Regions from separate parts of the Homo sapiens genome. Here region 1 is linked to region 2. Evidence: read pairs that join two places in POLR2A ChIA-PET (ENCODE). Cell type or tissue: Caco-2. All regions are shown on one strand. Each heading gives the region's core, and the rest is flanking DNA. Links, peaks and the distances in the headings are about the cores only. Region 1 overlaps LINC02568 (long intergenic non-protein coding RNA 2568). Region 2 has its middle 5.0 kb from the start of TPM1.

Evidence for each region. ChIA-PET counts read pairs that join two places held together with the same protein. Peaks named below come from ENCODE experiments on the same cell type or tissue, not always from the same donor. Only the 100,000 strongest peaks of a DNase experiment are listed, where the experiment ranks them.
Region 1: POLR2A ChIA-PET joins it to region 2 with 12 read pairs; 3 of 35 experiments call an interaction of 5 or more read pairs at or near these places.

What each region holds. Positions count from the first base shown.
Region 1 is chr15:63,411,202-63,417,989 of GRCh38, forward strand. The region is part of intron 4 of LINC02568 (long intergenic non-protein coding RNA 2568); the gene reads left to right. Among named protein-coding and RNA genes, the nearest start is that of LINC02568, 24 kb to the left of the region's middle. In Caco-2, for the core only: no CTCF peak of the experiment used is centred there; no DNase peak of the experiment used is centred there.
Region 2 is chr15:63,034,391-63,041,178 of GRCh38, forward strand. No RefSeq gene overlaps it. Among named protein-coding and RNA genes, the nearest start is that of TPM1, 5.0 kb to the right of the region's middle. In Caco-2, for the core only: no CTCF peak of the experiment used is centred there; a DNase peak (open chromatin) is centred at 3,761.

The DNA.
Region 1 (6,788 bases), core at 2,823-5,322, 380 kb after region 2:
AGGAAAAAGCTGACAAAGTAGCCCATTTCCCTTCCCATGATAAGGATACTGCATGCCCAGCTCCAGGCTCTCACATGCCCAAGGCTGCTTTGTCCAGCCAGATCTGCAGACCAGAGATCCCTTTCAGACATTTGGGGCTCAAACCCCAAGTCTCCTGATGCCCACCCCGGTGAGGAGCAGCCATTCCTGCAGGGCAGGCAGAGCAGAGACACAACCCACTATCCAGGCCAGGTGCAGTGGCTCACACCTGCAATCCCAGCACTTTGGGAGGCTGAGGTGAGAGGATTGCTTGAGCCTAGGAGTTCAAGACCAGCCTGGGCAACATAGGGAGTCTCTAAAAATAAAAAATTAAAAATAAAAAAGTCCTATCCATGAAGTAGAAGCTCAGCAGCCTCCCCATGAGCAGGGTCTTGATGGGAAGGGCCACAGCTGGGGGCCCAGGGGTGGGGGTGGGGTTAGCCAGACTTTGTTTCCCTGAAGGCATCTGTGGCTTGTACACTTGTTAGGAGTCTTGCAGAGGATGGCACAACTGAGTCCCAGCAGCCACTTATGCACTACTTACTGAGAACATGGTGCCCTGCCCAACCCACAAAGCCAATGTCATTCTGTCCAAACCCCCTAAAACGGGAGTTTTGGAAATGCCAAGGATTTCGTCTCCAGGTGCTCCATGTGGACAAGCTCTGCTCTCTGTGGGAGGATGGCATGAAATCATGTCTATGCCTTTTGCAAATAACAAAGAGCTCCACAAAGTGTAAGGGATGATAACTGTGTTTCCCAGCACAAGCCACATCCCTTACAACTCCGCGGGCACTGAAGGACTATCCGCAGGTCTTGTGTTTTGATATTTGGGCAGATTGCCTGGCTCATCTGCGTGGTTTTTCAGCCTGTGCTTTCTTTGCAGACAAGACTGGGATTTAATCACATCAAAGTGGAGAGAGGCCTCAGCTAGGGTCTGGCATGGGCTGTGACAATGTCATTCAGATTCTGAACTTGTTCTTACACTTACCTGGTGCACACTCCTAAGGGAATTTTGGCAGCTCCAAAAAGGAGAAAAACATGGCTTTTGATCCTGGACCACCGTTTGCTCTCATATTGTGGGAGAGCAATTATTAACTTGTCTTCACTTGACATTTAAAAATGTCTTAGTATCTGGTTTTTATTAACAATATCCCACCAGACAGAGCAAGACAAATGAAAGAAAAAGCTTTGAACATTATCTTAGGGACCAGCTGGAGGAAAATAGAAAAAGAAGAATCTTATTAACATGTAATAATAGCTCCCCTCCACGGCACACATTCTCATTTTAGCCTCACAATCACATAGGGAGCTATTATCACCCTTTTAAAAATAAATGCACCCATTATTGAAATAACTAATATTTTATCTGATTTTTAAATGAAAAATAAACTAAGCTTCGTGTCCAGATTTATCAGTGCAGTGGCTTTGGGGACGCGTCTCTCACCACCAAAACAGGAGCTCTGGTAAATGTGTTGGTTTCATGATTCTTGTTATTTTTTCTGGAGATTTTCCATCTGTTCTTCCTTTGGCAGGCTCACACCTAACATTTGCAGGGGCTGGGATGAGAATGTAAATGGGGGCTCCCTGGCCCACGGCTCATGCCACTTCTCTACTTACCCCGGTTCCGTTTCTTACCACCGAGGGCTTTGCATGCATGTATGCAAACAACTCTGTCCAAGCTCCAACCATGTGCTTTCACCAGCAAACAGCTGTCCCTTGACCACCTCTTGGGCCCCTAGGTGTGTACATCAGATGCACTTCCCACCTTTGGGAGGATGGATTTGGGAAACAGTTCAACAAGTCCCTTGAAGAGGGCTTGGGGTCACTTCAGCAGAGAATGCCAGGACCCTCAGAGACCCCCAGGGATCTGGGGAGTGTTCCTTGTCCTTGGCTTCCCTTGGCTGCTTGTTCTCACTCCACAGCGAGGGGCAAAGCCAGAGAAATGCAGAGGGTGCCGAACAAGGACCTCAGCTGCCCTGATCTGGGGTTGATGCTGCCTTTGTACTTAGCACTGCCTGCCAATGGCAGGCCACCTCTGCTGAAAGACAAGGGCAGAGGGTTTGGCCACCTTAGGCCTAGCGACATCTCTGGACCCAGTGAGAAACTCCAATGTCGAATTCAGAGGGACTGAATGTCCCCTCCCGCTAAAAATTCTTCTGATGCTAAAACCGTGTCTGAGCTGTGTTTTGTTTGATAGTTTTTTCCCTAAGGCTGAAATGCCCTAGTTCTTACTTTGTATTAACAAGGCAGCTTTCAGTTGGAAAATCTCAAAGCAACTAGGAACCGCTTCACAGACAAAGCAGGGACAAGAGAGGCTCTCCAAGTTCAGGGATTGGGCAAAGGACAAGATGTCCCTCCTGCCCCTTCCTCTGACAATGAAGCCTCGCTCCCTGGGAAAGGCAGAAGAGTCACTGCTGGGTGCAGGTGCATGGTGAGCTCTGGGTCTGGAAGCCCTAAGACCTGAATGAGCACATCAGATTTTGGGTTTATAAGGACCCAGAATTTCCAAGAGAAAATAAGCCCTTACACTTTCAGGAGAACCAATGTGCAGCCATGGCAAGGAGCTAGATTTTCCTAAAGCAAGCAGCCTCAAACTTCAGAGCCTCAAAGCAGTAAGCCAAATCTATCAGTAGGAAAATGAGGATGGAGTTTCAAAAAGAAAATGGGAACTCATTTAAACTGGCCAAAGGCATTCATGTTTGATACCAGATACGCAGTTTCTAAGAAGTCAGTGCATCCGTGCTAAATAAGATGAAAGTACTTAACTCAGGGCTTCTCAGGGTTTTCTACTGAAGCGTCTCTAATGGCAGACAGAGCCCAGTGGCTTTGCACCCAGAAACCCAGGACCATGGCTCAAAGATACTTATAGAAAATGCAAAATTTCTTCCAAGGTTTGTGTTTTGTTTTCAAAATGTATACAATTGTACATTTAGTTTCGTTTTTTAAAAATCTCCATTTGGGCCAGGCGCGGTGGCTCACGCCTGTAATCCCAGCACTTTGGGAGGCTGAGGTGGGCAGATCACCTGAGGTCAGGAGTTTAAAACAAGCCTGGCCAACCTGGTGAAACCCCGTCTCTACTAAAAATACAAAAATTAGCTGGGCGTGATGGCAGGCGCCTGTAATCCCGGCTACTCGGGAGGCTGAAGCAGGAGAATCATTTGAACCTGAGAGGTGGAGGTTGCAGTGAGCCGAGACTGCGCCACTGCACTCCAGCCTGGGTGACAGAGCGAAACTCTGTCTCAAAAAAAAAAAAAAAAAAAAAAATCCCCATTTGTTTAGCGGAAGGCGTAAAGCTGATAAGTCCATCAGATCATCAGACATGAGGCTTCTACTTCTGAAGGGAGGTCTGAAACAGGTAAACGAATTCAGGTTTTTCTAACCAGGTATTGTGACTGATGAATGATCTAAAAAAGCTGGCTTCAACCAAGACACATGTGATGTCTGATGTTGAGGTTTCTGGTTTTTAGCTATAACTCTTTTATGTTTGCTTCGAGCCTTGGCCTGGTCTAGTACCCCTGCTGGCCTTGTCTGACAAGTACCTGAAGTCAGAGGGAGGCCTCAGTCTACCTTTGTGAGAAGGTGGACCAGGTGGAGCAGCTTGGAAAAGGGGTCCCAAGGTGGCCAACAGTGACCGATAGAGAGGCAGCAAGCCAACACCTGGCAAACAAGCTCAACATCACTTGAGAAACAGAAACTGTTCCCTTCTCAGGACTTCAAGAAGTACTGCAGAGGGGGACAGACTGACTTACTGAAGTCAGGTCACGTGAGAGTGTGGAGCATGTCAAGGCTGTGACTAGCATATATGATGCTCTTATGCAAACCACACAAAAGGAGCTCATCTGAACAATGAATTACGAAATGCACCCCTTTCTTCCACACTGCACATGTTACCAGGCTGGTTCAAGCCCCCACCTGTCCCCTTGCTTAGCTGCCTTTGTGCACTGCACAGCCTGCATTTGCAGAACAGTACTGGTTGGATGTTGATATGGATCTGTGTCCCCGTCATATCTCATGTTGAATTGTAATCCCCAATGTTGGAGGTGGGGCCTGGTGGGAGATGATTGGATCATGGGCACAGCTCCCTCGTGGCTTTGTGCTGTCCTTGCAATAGTGGGTGAGTTTTCACGAGATCTGGTTGTTTAAAAGTGTGTGGCACCTCCCTGCCACTGGTTCTCTTGCTCCCGCTCCCACCATGTGAGATGCCTGCTACCCCTTCACCTTCTGCCATGATTGGAAGCTTCCTGAGGCCTCCCCAGGAGCCAAACAGATGCCAGCATCATGCTTCTTATATGGCCTGAAGAACAGTGAGCCAATTAAACCTCTTTTTTTATATATTACCCAGTCTCAGATATTTCCTTATAGCAATGCAGGAATGGCCTAACACAGATGTTAAACAGAAGGTGACGCTAGAAATTGGAGACCGTGTAAAAACTTGGGTTTCAAAAATAATGTTTATGCCAGGCTCACGCCTGTAATCCCAACACTTTGTGGGGGCTGAGGTAGGAGGACTGCTTGAGTCCAAGAGTTTGAGACTAGCCTGGGCAACATAGGGAGACCCTATCTCTACAAAAAAATTTTTAGTTAGCCAAGTATGGTGGCACACGCCTGCAGTCCCAGCTACTTGGGAGGCTGAGGTGGGAGGACGGCTTAAGCCTGGGAGGTTGAGGCTGCTGTGAGCCGAATTCACACCATTACACTCCAGCCTGGATGACAGAGCAAGACCTCATCACCAAAAAAAAAAAAAAAAAAAAATTAGAAAAAAAAATTCCCTTGAAATCTTCCAGTAACATCGGTGCTCTAGACCAGGCGTCGGCCAGCTATAACCTGCAGACTTAAGCCTGCGAGGCTTAAATCCAACTTAGCACCTGTTTTTGTAAATAATGTTTTATTGGAACAACAACGATGCCTATTCACTTGGATATTGTCATGGCTGCTTTGACGCTATGACAGCAGTTAGATAGTTGCTACAGAAACTATGTAGCCTGAAAAGCCTAAAATATTTACTACTGGTCCTTTATAGTCAAAGTTTGTTAAACCTTGCTCTAAAGAGAGACACCATGTTTTTCCTGTGGCTTTGCATCCCTGTTGACACACTGCTGAATCCTTCTAGAAAATAACTGTAGCCCGTGGCTGGGCGCAGTGGCTCATGCCTGCAATCCCTGCATTTTGGGAAGCAGAGGCGGGAGGATCACTTGAGCCTAGGAGTTTGAGACCAGCCTGGACAACATGGTGCAACTCTGTCTCTACTAAAAATACAAAAAATTTTAACCAGGTGTGGTGGCGTGTGCCTGTAGTCCCAACTACTAGGGACGCTGAAGTGGGAGGATCAGTTGAGCCCTGGAGGTCGAGGCTACAGTGAGCCATGATCGTGCCACTGCACTCCAGCCTGGGCATTGGAGTGAGACCATGTCTCAAGAAAAGAAGAAAGAAAGAAAAAGAAAGGAGAAGAAAAGAAGAAAGAAAAAGAGAGTGAGAGAGGAAGGAAGGAAGGAGGGAAGGAAGGAAGGAAAGGAGGAAGGGGAAGGAAAGGAGGGAGGGCCGGGTATGGTGGCTCATGCCTGTAATCCCAACACTTTGGGAGGCCAAGGCGGGTGGATCATCTGAGGTCAGGAGTTCAAGACCAGCCTGGCGAACATGGCAAAACCCCGTCGCTACTAAAAATACAAAATTAGCCGGGCATGGTGGTGGGCGTGTGTAATCCCAGTTACTTGGGAGGCTGAGGCAGGAGAATCACTTGAACCCTGGAGGTGGAGATTGCAGTGAGTCACGATGTGCCACTGCACTCCAGCCTGGGCAATAGAGTGAAACTCCGTCTCAAAAAAAAAAAAAAAAAGGAAGGAAGAAAGGAGAGAAAGAAAAGGAAGAAAAAAAGAAAGAAAGAAGAGGAGAGGAGGGGAGAGAAGAGAAGAGAAGAGAAGAAGGAAGGCAGGGAGAGGGAGAGAGAGAGAGAGAGATAAAGAAAAGAAAGAAAAGAAAAGAAAGGAAGAAAGCAGGCAGGCTGGGCGCCGTGGCTCACGTCTGTAATTCCAACACTTTGGGAGGCCGAGGCGGGCGGATCACGACGTAGGGAGATCCAGACCATCCTAGCTAACACAGCGAAACCCCGTCTGTACTAAAAATACAAAAAAAAAAAAAAAAAAAGAAAAGAAAAGAAAGAAAAAAATTAGCCGGGCGTGGTCGCGGGCGCCTGTAGTCCCAGCTACTCGCGAGGCTGAGGCGGGAGAATGGCTGCGTGAACCCAGGAGGCGGAGCTTGCAGTGAGCGGAGATCGCGCCACTGCACTGCAGCCTGGGCGACAGAGCAAGACTCCGTCGAAAGATAGAGACAGAGAGAGAGAGAGAATCACAAAGCCTAGACTGACTATTGATCACTGAGCCTTGCTGACAGTAAGGAAACACCAAATCCATTGCTGTAGGTTTCACTTCCCGAATAAAGAATTGATGACTGGAGAAAGTAAAGTGTTTGCTTTAGTGGGTTTTGCTGAAAACCATTGACTTATTGTCTTTCTTTCTTCACTCCCTGACCCTCGGCCCACACCCAAGTGTCACAGAGCCCTTCCAACTGCCTTCCACATGGTGTTCCCATCACCAGCCAGTTTCAGGTCTTAGCACATCTATCCCCAGTCTATTTCTGGAGCCTCCTAACTAGTTTCCCTGCCTCCAATTTTCTTCCTTTCCCCTCTCTCCCTCCTACAATTGCCAAATTAATCTTCCTAAAACAGTGCTGTCACTCCCTTCCTTCAATAACTACGCACTCACTGCCTGCATGCC
Region 2 (6,788 bases), core at 2,645-5,144:
CACTCCAGCCTGGAGATAGAATGAGACTCCATCTCAAAAAATAAATAAAATAAAAAATATTTTAAAAAATACATATCATTTTTAACTAAGTTATATTACCATATGTTTGATTTTACTGCTTATATTTTTTGCCCAACTAAAGCAAAACTGATCATGGTGACAAAATCCATTTCAATATATAAGTTCTGATTTCCTTCCTTTTAAAATAAACTCTTGATTTCATACCAGGCCTTCCACAGTGTTTGGGAGAATTTAGAGTTGCCAGAGAAATTAGCAGAGGCACGTAAGAACTTCCACACTGGGTCAGCCCTAGGATTTAGCAGCCCAGCATTGTACATCTGACAGTGATGCCAAGGAATGCTGTGGATGGATGGGCTGATGTCAAACTCCAGGATTAGAGACATCCTAAGACATTCTCATTATCCTTCATGACCCACGGTGCATCTGTCCTCCACAAATGTATCAAGCTTCTTGATAACATATTTCTATTTCCAGCTTGTACCATCTTTATGGACTAATGGGCTCCATGAGTTATATTTGCTAGGAGAGGGGTTTGCCTTCCCTTTACTGTCATCTCATCTGAAACATTTGACCTGCCTTTGTCTCTCACCTTCACCTATTTTCAGGGATATCAAAAGAGGACTTTGCTTTGGGAAAAATATGTGTGGACATGCTTTTGTTGCTTCCATCTGGCAAGGACAGTAGAAAGATTGAAACTGGAAGCCTTGGGGAAGAAGGAACCACAGAACTATAAAATAAAACAGGCAAACAAACAACAGAAAAAGAAACTGTGAGCCAAGGGTAGATGGCTGGCATCAAGGTAGATAGATCCAGTGGTTTTATTCTAACTTCCTCCCAGGGCAGATGTCGCACTTCTCAGCCAGGATCTATAATAGCCCCACAGCTTAGGAAGGAACAAGAAGAGGTAGAAATGAAATGGCTCCCAAAAGAAAAACCTCCCTTGGGTGGTATTTTAGGACATTAGCTCAGGCTGCCTTGTCCTCAGTCATCTCAGTGGCATTTAAGTAGCCCCTTGGGTTACAGATCACGGCAGGTGCTGGGAAGTGAAGAAGGCCATGCTAAAAATACTGGCCTCTTCTGGAACTCTGCCGGCAGCCCTGATGGAGCTCCCTCCTCAAGCAGCAGTACCTCAGCAAAAGAACAGTTTCCTCCGCCTTAAGCAGTAAGAAAAGTCTGGCTCCTTCCTCCACTGAAGTTCCTGAGGTAGAATGGTCCTCAGGACAAAATACTCAGAGAAGCATTTCTATTGAGGAACAGCAATTTCTATCAAAGCAAGAAAACAGGTTCTCTTAAGAACTCAGGGTCCCAGAAGAAAGTGCTAAACCCTGGGGTACAAGGTTTTGCTTTTAGCACACTCATCCTGATGCTGTCATGAGAGGTGAGTAGGAGGAGGTAACGAACTTGTAAGTGCTTTTTAAACTACACATATATAAGAGAATATCACCATTCTTCAGACAGCTAAATTCCCCCACATATAGAGCTTGATTAAACCTACATGTTAACCAATTAAACCTTGGGGAAATGGGTTTTGCTAGTCTGCCAAGAAAGGGTCTTTACAAAACCAAAAGAAAGCCCATTGCTTACTTTTAATAACCTAGGCCCACCCATAGGCCTCTAAATCAAATAACCTCCACTGAGAATTAAGCTGTTAGCACTAGGTCTGGCATAGGTGCAGAAACAAAAGTTTAGAAATCCTAATCTTGAATTTACCTAACACGGCTGCCTCCTAGAGCCTGAGTGGGTTGTAGCGAGACCTCAAGTAGAGGAGAGGCACCTGGGCCATCCGCCTCCATGGGCTTTTTTTTTTTTGCATCGAATTTCATGGTCTGCAAAGTAAGGGTGGGGCTTTACTTGCCATTCAGGAGGTTGCAAAGGTCACCTCCACATATGTTCCTGTTAAGGACATCAGCAGAAACTTGAGAAGCAAGTATAAAAATATAAAAATGAGCAGGTGGCATTCAATAGGAAAAGAATGCAGGGTTTGCTGGGAAGTCATGATTGAAACCAGTCCAAGGCTCCGACGTGGCCTTCAAGGCTCTGGACTGCGAAGTCTGTACAGACGCTTTCGTTTCTGCGCAGGCTGGGTCTTAAGGAGGCACTAGTTGCTGTTTTGCCCCAAATTTTCTCTTCATTTTCCCCCCAAACATACTGCCTGGGTTAACTGGTGGCTCATTCCTTTGCAAACCCAAGGGTTTTAAGGGAATCAAGTGTAGATATCTATTGATTACCCCAAATCTCCATTAAAGCTACTGGGAATAAAATTAACATACTCACCTTTCTATCTTCAAGATGTCCTTATTATCCCTCCTTTGGTCATAAACACAAGAGTGGAAAAAGATTTTGGTGGCTTAACAACATTTTCTCACTAGGTTCTCCCATCACTGAGAGTGGGTGGGAGGGTTTAGGAGCCCAGGCTTCTGTTGTGAGCTGGCCCATGCAGGTCAGGGCAACCCTTCAATCTTAGCCTCATTAGTATCATGTTTTAACCACGTTCTGCGTGTAGAAACGACCTTAGCGACCCCCCCCTTCCCCTTATAATGTATTGCTTTTAAATATGAAATAAGGCCAGGCGCGGTGGCTCACGGCTGTAATCCCAGCACTTTGGGAGGCCCAGGTGGGCAGATCACCTGAGGTGAGGAGTTCGAGACCAGCCTGGCCAACATGGTAAAACCCCATCTCTACTAAAAATACAAAAATTAGCTGGGTGTGGCGGCGCATGCCTGTAATCCCAGCTACTCGGGAGGCTGAGGCAGGAGAATCGCTTGAACCCGGGAGGTGGAGGTTGCAGTGAGCGGAGATAGTGCCACTGCACTCCCGCCTAGGCAACAGAGCAAGACGCCGTCTCAAAAATAATAATAATAAAAATAACATAAAATAAATATGAAATCAAACTGAACCTAAAAACAGGCTGGGAATGAATGAATGAAAAGGGCATTGTTACTGAGAGTTCAGATATCTGCATTTTTGTTCCTGCACTGCCACCTCCCAGCTGAGTGGTCTTGAACCAGTTACTGCCCTTGGTGTGTGTGGTTTTGTTTTGGTTTAGGTTTTTTTTCTTTTCAAGACAGGATCTCATTCTGTCACCCAGGCTAGAGTACAGTGGCACACTCACTGCAACCTCAAACTCCTGGGTTCAAGCGATCCTCCTGCCTCAGGCTGCCGAGTAGCTGGGACCGCAGGTGTGAATTACCATGCCCCGCTAATTTTTAAAGTTTTTTGGAGAGATGGGGGGAAGCTCTACAAATTTGCCCAGGCTGGTTTTGACCTCCTGGCTTCAAGTGATCCTCCTGCTTTGGCCTCCCAAAGTGCTGGGATTACAAGCATGAGCCACTGTGCTCGGCCTGGTTTTCTCATGTACAGAGTGAAAATCAGAGAACTCATCCTGATGCTGTCATAAGAGGTTGGGAGGAGGAGGTAATGAACTTGAAAGTGCTTTATAAACTATACAAACATGAAGGAATATCGCCTTTCTTAAGACAGCTAAATCTGCCACACTTGGAGCTTGATTAAATCTACACTGAGTTGCTACTGTTGAGAGACAGACAATAAGAGGTAAGGCAGGAAAACTCCTATGCCTTTTTTTTTTTGTACTGGGACAATCATTTTGCCCATGCAAACATTCCAGGTAATAAGCGTGCTCAAGGGCCTCTCCAAAGAATCAGGACCAGCTGTGTGTTACTAAACAATAAAGGCAGGCACGCCTTGAAAATGGCCTAAAGACCTTTCTCAGAGATCCAAACCAGCCCCACCCCCCGCCCCCAGGAAGCATAGCATATTTTCTGTGAGGCCTTGATGGTAGCATCACAAACCCTTGGGAAACACAACTCCCAGTGTTTGAGGAGAGCATGCCGTATCTTGTTCCAGGGACACTGAGTCGTGAGCATAAAACGCTGCATTCCAAAAGAGACGAAGAAGCAGTCGTCTCTCCATTTAATTATAGATTCTTCACTTTCCCTTAATTGCTTCAGTCAGCACTGTTGACTCTGGGGGAGTCACAGTACACCGGCAGGGCTATTGCTGTTAAACAAGGGGTGACTATCAGGTAATGAGGTTTTCATTTTGTTTTTTCAAACAAACAAACCCTGATGTACATATTCAAGTGGGCATTCCTGTTAAAGGTGTCACATTGGGAAATGATGCTCATGTTGACTCTCCTTTGTAACCAAATATTGATAAATGTAGTATGACACATACAAGTGTTTTATGGAAGGAAAAAGGCAGCATATTTAATATTAAAGCTTTCCTAGAAAACCCGAGATATGTGATCCTCATAACTATAGAGGGCCCCAGGTGACCAACTGAGCTGATGGTCATGCCATGGGAAATACATATTAAATGACTCCCAAAGAGAGGGTTCTCCCTGCATCATACATAGACACTTTTCCTACAGAAAAAGATCCATGTCTTTTGTCTGCTTCCCTGGATCCCATAAGCCCTAAATGTCTTGCACACAAAAGGTGTCCAATAAATATTTGGAGACATTTGTCTTACCCTATCACAATACTTATATTCATTCTTCATGAAATAAGACACAGAGCCCATATTTTGAATGGAAACAAGATCTTTTGAACCTAGATTTGTTACTTTACCTTCCCAGACTTTCTTGTAAGTCAGTAAGAAAGCTGGACTTGTCAGTCATAAAAAAAATTGTTCAACAAACATTCATTGAGAAATGACTGAATACCAGGCACTGGAGAAATCTGGAAATTCCAAGCATGTTCGTGGTGATCACGTAGAGCCTCTAGGCCAAGAATGTTGAATGTTGTGCAGGCTGTCATGCCACCATGATTTGGTAAGCTTTTTACTTTCAAGGAATATAGACTCGCTTATGTAACCTCAAGAAATACAGGGGGTTATTATAAGGACCCCTGGAACTGAAATTTGGTCATATTCTCCCAATCTCTTTCTCTAAATGGTGCTTCTGTTTATCTTGATATGCCTGCTTCATTCTTTCTCTATAATCACTTCTCTGCTTTTTCATAACTTAGCTGATGCATGCCTATTGTGCTGTATTAGTCAGGAGAAGCTAGTTATGCTTCAGTAACAAACAACCCCCAATCTCAGTGGCCTAAAATAACAAAGATTTATATCTTATTCTCACTACATGTCCACCAAGGGTTAGTTGGGGGGAAAGAGGGAGCCACTTGAAAACCCACAATGACAGAGCAGCCACAGTCTTGAAAAATGAACATGGTTAGTCGTGAGCTCTTTAAGTATCCACCAGAAGTCATTTCTGCTCACGTTTCCTTGGCCAAAGCAAGTCAAATGGCCACAGCCAACTTAATTGGGTGGGATGTACAATGCTACCACGACATTGACTGGGGAGAAAACCTAAAAAATTGTGAATAACCTTAATCACTTTTACACGTGGCATTTCCAGCCCGACACTGCAATCCCTTTTTGTTTCAGCAGCCACGGCTAGTGATTCCCATTTTTCACGTTCCTTAATTCAAACTGCAATGAAAGAAGCTGAGTGGCCCAGTTCATCATTGCCTGACAAGCCACAACGCCAAGTCCCTGGTTAGTATTTAGATCCATCCTTGAGTTGTGGCCAATCAGCCAGAGAACAGGGATACACACTACATACAGCCTGTGACTGTCCAGCCTACCTCTGGAGAGGACCAGGAGACCTGTTCACTACAGAAGAATGTGTTATTTAAGTCATGACGTTTTGCTTGTCCTAGCTTTGTCTTAGCCCTTGGTGACAAAAAGGTCATGGGTGGTATAGCCCATGAAGCTGACTTGGGCCTGACACATGGCAGAATCTCAACATGGGTTAAAAGAAATGATTGAATTCAGGACCTGCTATGTTAACCCATCAGTCTAGAGATCAATGATGTGGTACTAAGGGATTTTAAAAGTTAGCGTTGTATAGCTCCATTTCCATACTTTGACACCATAGGCTTCGACCTCTGAATATAGGCCCTAGGTGAGGGAGTCTGGGAGAGGAAGAGGTGAAAAGAAGAGACATCGATGGCTTTAAACTACACAATAAGGTCTGAATGTCTGAATCTGGAATTCAAGGCCCTTTATCATACAGCCCCAAGCTTCCTTTCCAGTCTCATGCCCCCATTCACCCCCAAAATCCTACTGTCCAACCACCACCAAACATTCCTTTTTCTTTCCTTGGCGCATACAACGGCCCTCCTCTCTAGCTAACTGCTACCCTTCCTTTAAAATCAGTTTAAAAGCCATCACCTTTTCAGAGAATTTTTTCCCATCTGCTCTGACCTAGTCATTTCTATTTCTTCCTCGTGTGAATTCTTAACACCTTTCTCATGCCAAACACCTGGAGGACATAGACCTGTGCTACTCATTCTTTGGATTCCAGAGCCTAGTACCTGCCTAGTATATAGCAGGTACTCAACAACCGTGTGTTTAATAAATTGCTTGTAGCATGATTTCATTTAAGGAAACTTTAATGAGTCCCTCGGCTACATATGGCACAGTAAGAAAAGAAAAGTCAGTAACATGTGGTCCCGCAAGGAGTTTCTCTAGTTCAGTTGCCTCTTTTTATAAGTGAGAAAAAAGGCTTAGAGAGATTGTAACATGGCTAAGGTCACACTGCAAGGAAGTGACCAGGCCAGGTCTGGATCCCTGGAACTGACTCCTAACTCCCTATTCTTGCCTCCTCTGCTGAGCTCCAACCTGGGGAGTCAGCTCCCTGGAGTCCACGCATCTGGATATCGTCCACATGCCTGGAACTTTGTCACTGTTCCGGTGGCTGGGTTGACACACCGTGATTAAAGGGCTCTGGTCAATTTCTG